Regions from separate parts of the Homo sapiens genome. Here region 1 is linked to region 2. Evidence: read pairs that join two places in POLR2A ChIA-PET (ENCODE). Cell type or tissue: OCI-LY7. All regions are shown on one strand. Each heading gives the region's core, and the rest is flanking DNA. Links, peaks and the distances in the headings are about the cores only.

What was found. Peaks named below come from ENCODE experiments on the same cell type or tissue, not always from the same donor. Only the 100,000 strongest peaks of a DNase experiment are listed, where the experiment ranks them.
Region 1: POLR2A ChIA-PET joins it to region 2 with 5 read pairs; 5 of 35 experiments call an interaction of 5 or more read pairs at or near these places.

Annotation. Positions count from the first base shown.
Region 1 is chr11:45,824,115-45,830,568 of GRCh38, reverse strand. No RefSeq gene overlaps it. Among named protein-coding and RNA genes, the nearest start is that of CRY2, 20 kb to the left of the region's middle. In OCI-LY7, for the core only: no CTCF peak of the experiment used is centred there; no DNase peak of the experiment used is centred there.
Region 2 is chr11:45,929,876-45,936,315 of GRCh38, reverse strand. PHF21A (PHD finger protein 21A) reads left to right here. Exons shown (of 19, transcript NM_001352027.3): 18 at 577-680; 19 at 2,091-6,440. The coding sequence ends at 2,348. Among named protein-coding and RNA genes, the nearest start is that of LARGE2, 10 kb to the right of the region's middle. RefSeq lists enhancers at 583-1,581, 5,729-5,818, 6,169-6,358. In OCI-LY7, for the core only: no CTCF peak of the experiment used is centred there; a DNase peak (open chromatin) is centred at 2,875; H3K4me3 peaks cover 2,926 bases; H3K27ac peaks cover 4,807 bases.

The DNA of each region.
Region 1 (6,454 bases), core at 805-5,804, 110 kb after region 2:
TGATCCACGGCTTTGAGCTTCACAGACAGAGTTGCGACTTATAAAGTTGCACGGCTCACAGAATCAAAAGGAGCTACTATCTACCCTTTTACAGAAAAAGTTTGCTGACTCCTGGTTTATGCCCTCCAAGTTGAGCTTTCTGGAGTCTAAACTGATAAAGGCACCAAAAGATAAAAAGCGAAAAGAGGCAAAACTGATGCCAAGAACCCCAGGCCTATAAAAGCTACCATTATTGGGCCCCCACCATAGTGTAAAGCATCCCAGCCAGCCAGGCAAAGAAACACAGCAGAGGCAGAGCCCGCCTCACCTGGGAGGAGGAAGGAGAACTGTTCAACACCAAAGACAACTTTTTCTAGCAGGCTCTAATCACTCGGGGCACCTTATAGAAAGTGCATTGGCCTTCCCTGGGAAGAGCAAGTGAAGACGCCATTAGAGGAAGGGGGTTCAGCAGGCTGGATGCATGGCCCATGGTGACTCTGGCAAGCTGGTTCAACATACAGCCAAGCTTGGCAGATCCTGAGGTATCAAAGAATTCCCCAAGGCTCTCACCAAACTGTTGTGGGCCAAAATGGTTAGTACTCATTTTTTTATTTTTTCTTCTTTTTTTTTTTGAGACAGAGTTTCACTCTTGTCACCCAGGCTGGAGTGCAGTGGCACGATCTCAGATTGCAAGCTCACTGCTCGCCTGCCACCATGCCCGGCTAATTTTTGTATTTTTAGTAGAGATGGGTTTTCATCATGTTGGCCAGGCTGGTCTCGAACTCCTGACCTCAAGTGATCCAGCGGCCTTGGCCTCCCAAAGTGCTGGGATTACAGGCATGAGCCACTGCGTCCAGCCTGTTGTTATTATTATTATTATTGTAACAGAAAACTTGTTATTATAACTATTATTATCAGCAGTAGCAAAAGCAACCGTCACACAACTCCTCTAGTTCTCTCCCGCTTCCCTGCCTTGCTCATTAGCAACAACACAGCAGAGAAGGGCGGTAAAACCTTTCACACACTCAGAGAGCCTGTAAATGTTTTTTATTTACAGGCTGCTGGAAAATGGTAGAAGCAGCCAGACCAATCCCCTATGGGAAGCTTCTCTTCTGTGGAGGTGGAAAAAGAAGGGCATTTGAACTGGGACAGAAAACAGGGACAATCCCATTAGCTCTGGTTGGTAGAGATGCTGCCACCTTTGCCCTGTGGGTTCTGTGTCCTACTCGACCTCTCACTGATGTGATAAGCTTCCAAAGAATTTATCCTCTAAGAGGCTGTGAAATGATGGCCTGAGGCTGAATTTGGTCCACATATGTGCCACACAGCCCACACGCACAGTCTTTTATAAATTTGAATCTTCTTTTAAACTCAGGAAATTGCACATAAACTTTCAGATTTCCGGCTTCTCTTTCAAAATTAGAAATTCCAGCCTTTGAGGCCCACATTCCCAAATGGCAAAAAATGATGAGAGCTGAGGAGTGGCTCCCCCATGCAGAACTGTCTAGTTTACCATCGTCTCCATCCAGCTTGCTTTCCTCCTTTATGTAACTAGTTGTCCCCTTTGGGCTTTTCATTAGGAATTCACTCTTATGATAGCAAGTTTCATCTTCCCTGAGACTGCAGCAGCAGGGAAGGAGTGGAGATCCACTTAGGGGATGAGGGCATCAGAGATGGATGCAGCACTAAGGTCCAGGCATCTCTAGTTCCTGCCAGCACAGCCCTCTCCCACCCAGCAGGCTAGAAGGCTGTCTGGCAGGCGTCAGAGCTGAATCCATGAGCCCACATAGCAGAGGGGAAAAAGCCCTGCCATTCTTTCTCCTGGAAGCTTCCATCTAATAATCACACTTGCTCTTTGTGTGCCAATGTGCTAAGCAATGCAGCATGCATTATCTCATCCGATCATTGCACTGCCCTCTAGAATAGAAATTATGATGATCCTCACTCTAAGATGAGGCAACCAAGGCTTAGAGACATCAAGTCATTTGCCTGTGGTCACACAGCTAGGAAGTGGCTGGGAAACTGAGGCTGTAGAGATGTTACCTTGCTCTTGCAAAGTCACATAGCCAACAGATGGCAGAGCAGGGATTCCATTTCAGGGCCAACTGACTCCAAAGCCTAGAAGCTGGAAAACTGGAGGCCAGTGGGGCAAACTAGTTTAGCTGGTAGTATTTTTGAAAATTTGGACTTTTGGCGTTTTGCTGGTCTCACTGGTCCCCACTTTCTCACAGGTCCCACCAATACTGTTGCCTCACACCCTGGCTTCTTTCCCCACGCATGTTGCCTGCCTGGCCTCAGGAGGGGTGACGACCTTCACATCCTCTGCACGTTCTCTTACCTCCCAGAGTTCAACTCTGATGGGCTTGAGCTCTCAGTTCTAGGACAGAGATGAAGGTCGGTGTTTTTCTCTGTTGATCCTACCCCAGTAGGTTTTGGGAGTTGAGAGCAGAGACAAATGGAATATGGTTTGGTTCATGTTCAGTTCCATGACTATGATGCCATTCCAGAGCCCGAGATTTAGAGATTTAGAGGATTGATAGGGTTGGTTCCAGGACCCACTGATTCACTGGGGTGGTGGTTGAATTGATTGTATTGTTCTAAATCATTTCTCTCCCTTTGAGATTCCATCCAAAGTGAGTATGCTTTAAATCAGGGGTTTTCAAATACATGTTGTTTCAGGTGTGGGTTCTGTGTCTCATTTACTTTTCTGGGAGGAGGTAAGCAGGAAAACCAATGGGCAGGCATTATGGCAGGAGTTTGGGATCAGGCTGAATGGGGCTGAACTGTTTCCCAGATTAACCAGAAAGTCCAAGGAGTGGATGAAAGTCCAGGAGTGGAGCCTAGGTTGGTTCAAGGGGAAGCAGGGAAGTCATAGAACCAATGAAAGGCTGGGAATAGGTTGAGAAGCACAGTACAGAGTAAAAGGAAAAGAAGGGGATTGGTTGGAGGTTGAGAACCCAGGCAGGTGCCCAGGAGCTTGCTCTGACAGGTGCTGTTGGGTGAATAGTTTCAATTCAAGCCCCGCTGGGCTGCATCATCCCATTGTTCTAGTCATGGGTTCTTAAGGCTTAGAACAGGACCGTGTTAACCACACAACAGAAATGTTGAGCTAAGCCAGCTAAGACACTTCAGCAGCATGGGAGAGAAAACATATTAAAAGAAGCATAAATGGTGCCTAAGTTAGTTAGTTCCAAAGTTCAGTGATGTCACCGAAGACTCAGGTGTCCTAAAGTGATTGCCGTCATGGTCCCAAATGGCTGCCACAGCTCCAGCCATCATGCTGAGCATCCCTCAAGAGACCAGAGAGGGAACATTCCTGTTTTGTGTCTCTTTTGAAGAGTTAGAAAACCTTTCCAGAAGCCACTAGTAGACTTCTTATACCTCACTGGCCAATCCTGCTTAAACTAATAACTGACAAGGAGGCTGGGATGATCAGAATTCATTCTCATGAATCGAGATTTAGTGCCACCTCTCCCTTCTCCAAGTCTTCTCAGAACAGAAAGGAATAAAACTGTGGCTATGTCAGCGAGGATGAAAGATCAGAGATTGGTCCACAGGGACTTCTACTCACTCCCCTCACTGAAATCCTATGGCCAATGTGTGCAAGGCTCCCCCTACCCCTGTTAGTCTAACTACGTCTAAAGCATATCTTCCGTGTGCGAAGGGACACATCCAAAGCTGCCCTACTTGAAGCAGGAGTGAAGGCCAGGAGCCCACTTGGCTCCCCCAGCTTCCTGGAGGCACTGGATCTTTTCCAGCATCTTTATTTTATTTATGTTGAGATGGAATCTCACTCTGTCACCCAGGCTGGAGTGCAATGGCTCAATCTTGGCTCACTGCAATCTCAACACGGGAAACCTCACCCAGCCTGGACACGGACAGGATTGACAGATTGATAGCTCTTTCTCAATTCTGTGGGTGGTGGTGCATGGCCATTCTTTGTCTGGTTAATTCCGATAACAAATGAGACTTTGAAATGCTAACTAGTAGAGACGGGGTTTCACCATGCTGGCCAGGGTAGTCTCAAACTTCTGACCTCAAGTGATCCACCCGCCTCAGCCTCCCAACGTGCTGGGATTACAGGCATGAGCCACCACGCCCAGCCCCTCCCTCTATTTTATAGACATGGAAACAGAGGCATGGGGGAAGTTAAGTGATTTTGGATACACTGCTAAAAACCAGTGTATCTCAAATGCAGTGGAAACATGGCCTTGCCTCACAGGATTAGGACTAAATGAAGTGAAGGATGTAAAGAGGCTAGCTCAGGCCCAGCACATATTAGGCACTCAAGAAGGGCAGGTCCTCCCTCCTTCTGGCATAGGGGAATGAAAGATGAGGTGAGGCAGGGACCCAAGGTACTGTGACCTGGGGAGGCAGCAGGGCTGGACTCACTGGCTGGCTGGAAAATCAGATAACCCTTCTGTGGCTACAGAGCAAGATGTGTGGGTGCCAGACCCCTGGCCTGGTAGAAATGACAGCTGGCCTTACCCCCAGCCCACAGGCACCCTCCACCTGCCTGAAAATCCTCTGAGAATGAATTCTGTCTTCCTCCCGAGCCAGCCTGTACCTGGACAGAAAGCTGATGGGCAGTGGAGGGTGTAGAAATAAACAATGACCAGGCGGGGCACGGTGGCTCACACCTGTAATTCCAGCACTTTGGGAGACTGAGGTGGGTGGATCACCTGAGGTCAGGAGTTCGAGACCAGCCTGGCCAACATGGTGGAACTCCGTCTTTGCTAAAAATACAAAAAAATTACCTGGGTGTGGTGGTGCATGCCTGTAATCCCAGCTACTTGGGAGGCTGAAGCAGGAGAATTACTTGAACCCGGGAGGCGGAGGTTACAGTGAGCTGAGATCATACTACTGCACTCCAGCCTGGGTGTCAGAGTGAGATTCCATCTCAAAAAAAAAAAAAAAAAAAAGAAAAAGAAAAAGAAATAAACAATGACCACACAAGTAAGACCACACAGAGGCTTTTTATTCAGAGCCATAGCAAGGGAGTTGGCCACCACTACATATATTCGGCAAAGACTCAAAGTCAGGCAGAGTGAGGAAGATTTGCAGTGAGAAAAAGGGAAGGCTTCAGGTGTGCCCTCACCGGAGGCTGCTGGCATGGGGGTGCTGGAGGCAGCTAACTAGAAGCTGGACATCCTACGTGATTGATTGGTCCTGAGTTGGATGTGGCGGTTGTACTGGTGGGGAGGGTGTCAGGGGGACACAAGGAAACTGGCAGTCACTGGCAATCATTGACCAAGTCCTGATCCTTCTGGGCCAATTGCTGCAGAGGTGGTGGTTTGGTTTCCAGGGCTGATCATGATGGAGGTTGTAGGAAAGAGTTCTATTATCATATACGGTTTGGCCATTGTCCGTTTGTATATTTGGTCTCTCGGTGTGCAGAGAGGGAGGCCTTTCTATGTGATTTGGGACATGTTGCTAACCTCTCTGTGCCATGGTTTCCTTACCTGTGAATGGGATGTTAATAGTACCTGTTTCAGATGTGAATATATATCAAGTTCTTAGACTAGCAACTGGCATGTGGCGAGTACCCAACACAATATTAGTTATTATTTTAAAAATTATGGGCATAATTGGTGTGGTTCACACCTGTGTAATCCCAGCACTTTGGGAAGCTGAGATAGAAGGATTGCTTAAGGCCAGGAGTTCGAGACCAGCCTGAGCAACATAGCAAGATCTCATCTCTTCAAAAGATAAAAAAAATTAGCTGGGCATAATAGCTGGCACCTGTAGTCCCAGCAACTCAGGAAGCTGAGGCAGGAGGATTGCTTGAGCCCAGGAGTTCAAGGTTACAGTGAGCTAGGATTGTGCCCCTGAACTCTAGCCTGGGTGGCAGAGCAATTTTTTTTTTTTTTTTGCGGTGTAGTCTCACACTGTTATCTGGGCTGGAGTGCAGTGGCGTGATCTCGGTTCACTGCAACCTTCACCTCCTGGGTTCAAGTGATTCTCCTGCCTCAGTCTCCTGAGTAGATGGGATTATAGGCACCCACCATGATGCCCAGCTAATTTTTTTGTATTTTTAGTAGAGATGGGGTTTCACTGTGTTGGCTGGGCTGGTCTCAAACTCCTGACCTTGTGATCTGCCCGCCTCGGCCTCCCAAAGTGCTGGGATTCTAGGCATGAGCCACCGCACCGGGCTGACAGAGCAATTTTTAAAAAGTATTAGTATTATTATACTCAATGGAAAGGGCACTGGCCTGGGAGGAGGGCTCTGGGTAGCTCTGGTCCTGGTTCTGCCCCATCGCACTGTGACCTCAGCCTTCTTGAGGCTCCTCTGAGTCTCAGTCTTGTCAGCAGAGCAGGGGGCTGAGCTCTGACTTCCAAACTGGTTCCCAGCTCTAATGTTATCAATTCCCCACTGGGTGTGTAGTGACAGCCTGCCATCGCCCCTCCCTTCCCCATACCCACACTCCATCTACGCTCCCAGCACACCTGGATGGGCAGCTGCGGCGCAGCAGGC
Region 2 (6,440 bases), core at 1-5,000:
TGTAGCATTTATTATTATTATTATTCATTTATTTTTTGAGACAAGGTCTCACTGTATCAACCCAGGCTCGGGTGTTGTGGCATGATCACAGCCCACTGCAGCTTCCTCCTCCTGGGCCCAGTCGATCCTCCTACCTCAGCCTCCCAAATAGCTGAGACTATAGGTGTGTACTACCATGACCAGTTAACTTTAGTATTTTTTGGTGGAGACAGGTTTCGCCATGTCACCCAGGCTGGTCTCAAACTCCTGGGCTCAAGTGATTCACCTGCCTTGGCCTCCCAAAGTCCTAGGAGTACAGGCATGAGCCATCATGCCTGGACTGTAGCACTTCTTGGGGGAAGAAAATGAGATGTGGTATCTCATTTATGTAAAGCCAGACCCAAGCCACTGACAGTTTTAGCATACTGTACACAGAAAAAGGAAAAGTCCAGGTGGGCAGATTCTCTGCACTGGGTTGTAGGACTCATGGGAGCTCTGGGGAAAATACCTTCTTTGGCAGGCATTCTGAGCACAGAGGACATTTCAAAGAATTAATTGTCAAAAACCGTTCCTTTTTTTTTTTTTTTTTTTTTTTAGCAAAAGAAGAAGAGAAACAGAAGTTACTTAAATGGAGTTCAGATTTAAAACAAGAACGAGAACAACTAGAGCAAAAGGTGAAACAGCTCAGCAATTCCATAAGTGTAAGTAAACCTCATGCCTTCAGCAGTCGATACATAGGTGCAGAGACCTAGGCCTTTCCAATATACGTAACAGTACGTGTGGGCCCCAGGCTGTTTCGGGTCCTTCTGTTTATTAACGTGATTAACTTGGGCAAATGCAGTTTGCCATCCAGTTAGAGTTCAGACCTCAGGTACAGGCGGCCAGTTGGTAGGTGGTGCCTTACCCAAGCTCTGTAACATCCTCTTGGCTTTAATCAGAGAGAGGATTTTCAGTCTTCAGGCTGAATAAGTAACAGCTACAACAGTGTAGCCATGGCCCTGCGTATTCCTGACAGTGTGTGGGGGGAGTGTAGCGCCTCACCTGACACTGAGCAGACACAGACCAGGTCCCCTCGTGTGATTCTTCCTAGTCACCTGAGCGAGTGGGCCCATCCGTACGGCCCTCCCTCGCTCTTTCTTCCACACCATGCTGATTGCATTTCCCGGTTTTCCTGACCAGTGTGAGGAAGCGGGCTTTCTAGAGACAAGTATTGGAAGTAAGTACTGCCCAGCCCGGCCTGTCCAAGTGGGAAAGAGGGTTGTATTTGCAGCAGGGGGACAGAGGCTTCTCCCAGGCAAGGAGCCAGTCTTCTTTTCCATTGAGTAGGTCACCCTTGTTGGAGTGAAGTGACCTCAGCCCTCATGGATACCAGGTGGTGCCTTGTACTTGGTGGCAGTTGAACTGTCCTGCTTACCTGCTTTCTCCTCCTCACCATACCTACCCATGGCATGCAGATTTAACACCTCTTTCCTCTCTTTCCCTGCCTAAAATAGAAGCCAGCAGGTGTGGGAAGCTGAGGGCAAAAGGGCAAAAGACTCTAAGTCCCCGGCTGAGCAGAAGGTGTACTGGCTGCAGGCCTTTGTCCTTGGGGCTTCGATCCTCCTAAATGCTGCTGGCCTGTCGTCTCACTTCCTGCTGCCCTCAGATGGAATCCAGATAGCACTGTGTGTTTTCCACCCTGGAGAGCTCAGTCCAGTCCTGAAGGCTCCCCAGTTAGCATGACAGAAGCATATCAAAACCTGCCTAAACAGGCTGCAGGACAGCTGTGGGAACTTTTTTTTTTTTTTTAAACAACCTTTGTTTGGAAGTCTGATGGCGGCTCTGCCGGTTTGTTTTTAAGCGTTAGTACTCCTGTGTGTTGGTGCCCGCATGCTCTTTCTCCCTCTGTTGCCTCTGGGACCTGGGACCCCCCAGCCTACCCACTCCACCCGCCCTGTTCCTTAGGTGGTAGCCGCCCACTCCACTGAGGAACACAGCAAGGCCCAGGGGCTGCACAGCAGCCAGCAGAGCTTCTTCTCCCTGGGCAGAGAGAAGGCGCTCTGCTCTTAGGGGCTGCCAGGCCTGTTAGAAACCAGGCGGCTCAGTGCCACTGCCCTTGTCATTTGCTGCAGAAATGCATGGAAATGAAGAACACCATCCTGGCCCGGCAGAAGGAGATGCACAGCTCCCTGGAGAAGGTAAAACAGCTGATTCGCCTCATCCACGGCATCGACCTCTCCAAACCTGTAGACTCTGAGGCCACTGTGGGGGCCATCTCCAATGGCCCGGACTGCACCCCCCCTGCCAATGCCGCCACCTCCACGCCGGCCCCTTCCCCCTCCTCCCAGAGCTGCACAGCGAACTGTAACCAGGGGGAAGAGACTAAATAACAGAGCCCCTCTAGGAGAAGCCACGGGATCCCGGCGGCAAGGAGAACAGAACACTGAAGACTCTAGAAAAGCAAAGCCGGATTTCTGGAAAGTGCAGAATTCTTTTGGTTCTTTGGTTCCAGAGAGAGAGAAGATGCTTGTGCCAGGTGGCACCAGAGTTTGCCAATTGATCCTTCTTATTCTGTGTGTACATGCAAAGATTGGACCATGTTACATGAAATAGTGCCAGCTGGAGGTTCTTTGCCAGCACCATGCCAAGTGAAATAATATATTTACTCTCTCTATTATACACCAGTGTGTGCCTGCAGCAGCCTCCACAGCCACGATGGGTTTGTTTCTGTTTTCTTGGGTGGGGAGCAGGGACGGGCGGAGGGAGGAGAGCAGGTTTCAGATCCTTACTTGCCGAGCCGTTTGTTTAGGTAGAGAAGACAAGTCCAAAGAGTGTGTGGGCTTTCCTGTTTCTAAACTTTCGCTACTATAAAACCAAAAAAAGGAATTGAGATTTCACCAACCCCAGTGCCCAGAAGAGGGAAGGGGAGTGGCTGGAGGGAGCAGGGGGTGGGACAGTGTATCAAATAAGCAGTATTTAATCACCTCTGGCGGGGGCCTCGTGCAAGGGGAGACTGACACCAAGAACAGCCAGTAGGTTCTTCTCCCCTGCACTCTGCTCCCTGCGCGGTAACCCCACCACTCCTGAAGCCTGCCCAGTCTCCTTCCTTCCCTGCTTGGTGAGTCGCGCATCTCCGTGGTTATCCCGCTGTCTCCTCTCCAAGAACAAGCAGAGCCCGGGCCACTGGCCCTTGCCCAAGGCAGGGAAGAAGGATGTGTGTGTCCAGGAAGGAAAAAAAGGTGGATCAGTGATTTTACTTGAAAACAAGCTCCATCCCTTTTCTATATTTATAAGAAGAGAAGATCTTGAGTGAAGCAGCACGCGACCCAGGTGTGTGTGAATTGAATGGAGACGTTTCTTTTCTCTTTCTTTAATTTTTGTTTTTGTTCTTTTTTTCTTTAAGGAAAGTTTTATTTTACTGTTCATTTTACTTTCTTGGTAACAAAAACTAAAATAAGGAATAGAAAAGCTGTTTTTCAGGCTGACAGTCCAATTAAGGGTAGCCAAGACCTTGCATGGTAGAGTAGGAATCATAGTGTCAGTGAGGTCCCGTGAGTCTTTGTGAGTCCTTGTGTCATCGTTCGGGCACTGTTTTTTTATGCAAGGGCAAAAATCTTTGTATCTGGGGAAAAAAAACTTTTTTTTAAATTAAAAAGGAAAATAAAAGATATTGAGGTCTTCCTAGTGTTACTTAAATTAAGATCAAGGTAAGAAACATTGTAAAAAAAAATTACAAAAGTGCTATTTGTTTCCTAAAAACAGTGATTTCTATTAAAAAGGTGTCAGAACTGGAGAAAATGCCGTGTAGTTATAATTTTTTAGCACAGACCCTGCTGATCACGATGACATTTTGCCGTGTGTGTGTCTCTAGACTGGTGGGCCAGTCTCCTTGAAGGACAGAGGCGGAGCTCCCCACCCTTCTCTCTCCTCAGAAAAGACCGTGCTCTCTTCTTGGTGCAGGGATCTTGTCTCCTGTTGTGAAGCCCAAATGGAAGCGTGGATGGTATCAGGGCCCTACCCGTGGTCTTCTCAGATTCTGCTAGAGCAAAAGGCTGGTGCCTAAATAAGATCCCTTCCTTTGGTGCTGCTTTTGGTCTTTCAGCCACCAGCATTATGAGTGCCTGGGGGACACCTCCGAGGGAACTGGCCAGCGGAGCTCTGTGGTGCGCACGCACCCTGGCCGTGACAGGAGGGTGCGGGAGTACAGGCTGGCTGCATCAGCCCTTGGTGCTTAGAACAGAGGAGGAGTGACATGTTTTGAGGGTACGTCTCTGAGACAGAGCCCCAGCGTGGCCTTCGCTCTGTCTTGCCTTTGGGGAGAGGTCTGAAGCTCCCACTCCTTTCTCTGCCTGTTGGCTCCAGGCACCAGAAATTTACTCCACTCCACCCACCCACAAGCCTCCTGGGTGACCCTGGGCTAGAATTGCTGCGCTTGCCTCGGCTTGGCCGGTTGTGGCCTCTCCTTGAGAAAACCAGGGTTGTGAAAGACTCAGACCATTCTCTCATCTTGCCTTGTCAGAAGTAAATTGTGTCAGATTTGTGCTCTCGCTGGAGACCTTTGCCCCTTGCGTGCCCCTGGCCGATGGGAGGGCGGTGGAGGCTCTGTACCCTGGCCCTGCTGGAGCATCTCCCCCAAGCCCACTCCAGGCCCTGGGAATGGCCAGAGTCTAGGAGAGGTAGAAACGATCCTATCAGCTTCTCTCCCACCCAATTAGGCCCAGAGAGACAAAGACAGATCTGAAAGCAAATGCAACAGAGAAGAGACACTTCTTAGAGTAAAATGTGTCTCATCTCTATCAGCCATCGCCTTTCATCTTCCCAGGGGCCTCAGAAGAAGGAATTAAGTTAGGCTGAACAGGCCTCAGAGTTAGGCCCTGGCTGCTTGATTGGCTGAGGGGGAAAGAGTTCCCTTTTCTCATTCAGAAACCAAGGTGCTGTGTCTAGTCAGGGAGCCTTGGAGATGCCTGGACTAGTTGGAGGAATCGTTGGCAGAGGATCAGAGACCAGCAGCAGGCTGTCTGCCCTGTCTAGAGCTCTTCCCCTCAACTTGTCTGGGCCCATCTGGGGGTTGCCACACAACACCTAACTTACCTTTTCCTGAAAGAAGTTGGGAAACCATCATCACTAGAGGCCTTTGCTCAGAGAGGAGCTGCCTTAGGAGTCTTGGGTCGGAGGACGGGGCTAGGAATTGACCAGGGCTTTGCCTGCCGCCCTCAGCAGTGTCGGGTACATTCTGACCTCGCCTGCAGCTGGGCTGTGGATTCTTCCTGACATTCAGATGTGAGCTGTTTTGGGAGTCAGCTAGTATGGAGTACGAGATGCAACCCAGCCCCCAAACCTACATTCTGCACTCAAATTCCAAAACACTGCTTTACTGTAAAGAAGAGGCCCCTGGCACCCAATCTCCCTGTCCTTCACTGTCCCCTCAGACCTGGGCGGGGAGGGGGGGGGGCCTGTGACCACCTGAGACATACGCTCGTGACACTGCCCCACCCCAGCCACCTCCACTTGCTTCCTCCTCCTTCCCTCCGCTGCTCTTTCCCCACGGCCCAGAATTTAGCTGCTCTGACAGCCACTTTTGAGACCAGCTGGCTTTGTAGTCACTTCAGAGAGCTGGAGCGGCTGCCCACTGGGCCCTGACTGGGAGTCCCCTGCCAGCTCCTGATCAGGCGCTGCGCCCTGGTGGCAGTGATGACTGGGAGTCCCCTGCCAGCTCCTGTCCAGGCGCTGCATCCTGGTAACAGTGAGGCCATGTTGCTGTCATCTCCACCTCTGCATTCTTGCTGCCTGTGGGTCCTTTTTCTTTCATGGAGCCTGCTGGGTCTTGTCTCACCTGTGCTGAGCTCCTCTGGGGTTTTGATTTCTTCCTTCCTTATCAGGCCCTTTGGGGTAAGCCTGCTGGTTGTACCTGACATAGGGAGGCAGTTAGGGGCAGTCCCTGGTGGGGCCGCCCTGGCAGCCTCCAGCTGGCACCATCGTGTGCCTGGTTTCCCTGCAACACCTGCCTCTCTGTCCCTGCTGCTGCTTGGCTCAGGCCCAACAGGCAGCGTGCATGGAGGTGGTTACACACAGCTGTTTCCGTGAGGGTGACCGTGTCTGCAGCACGCTTCCGTCTCCGCATGCACGGCTGCCTCTCCAGCCACCTCTGATACTTCTCTCTTGGGGCCATCAGAGCCTCCCTTGGGCTGTCACCTCCCAGCTCACACACACTCTTCAGTGGTTTCCTCTCTTCATTCTCTTATAGGGCGTGGTCCTTCTTATTTATCTAAAGGGCTGAATTTAGGAGACTTTTTACCCAGGGGCAAAAGGCTCTTAGGGTAATGAGATGGATGGTGGCCCAGGTGCATTTTCCAGGGCCTGGGTTCTCCAGATCCCGTGGCTTCTGTTGAGTGGAGGCAACTTTGCTCTGTGTGAACCTCGCCCCTGTCCCTCTGCCGGGCACCCCTGGCAGGAAGCAGGACTCCCATCCTCACCCTGACTTA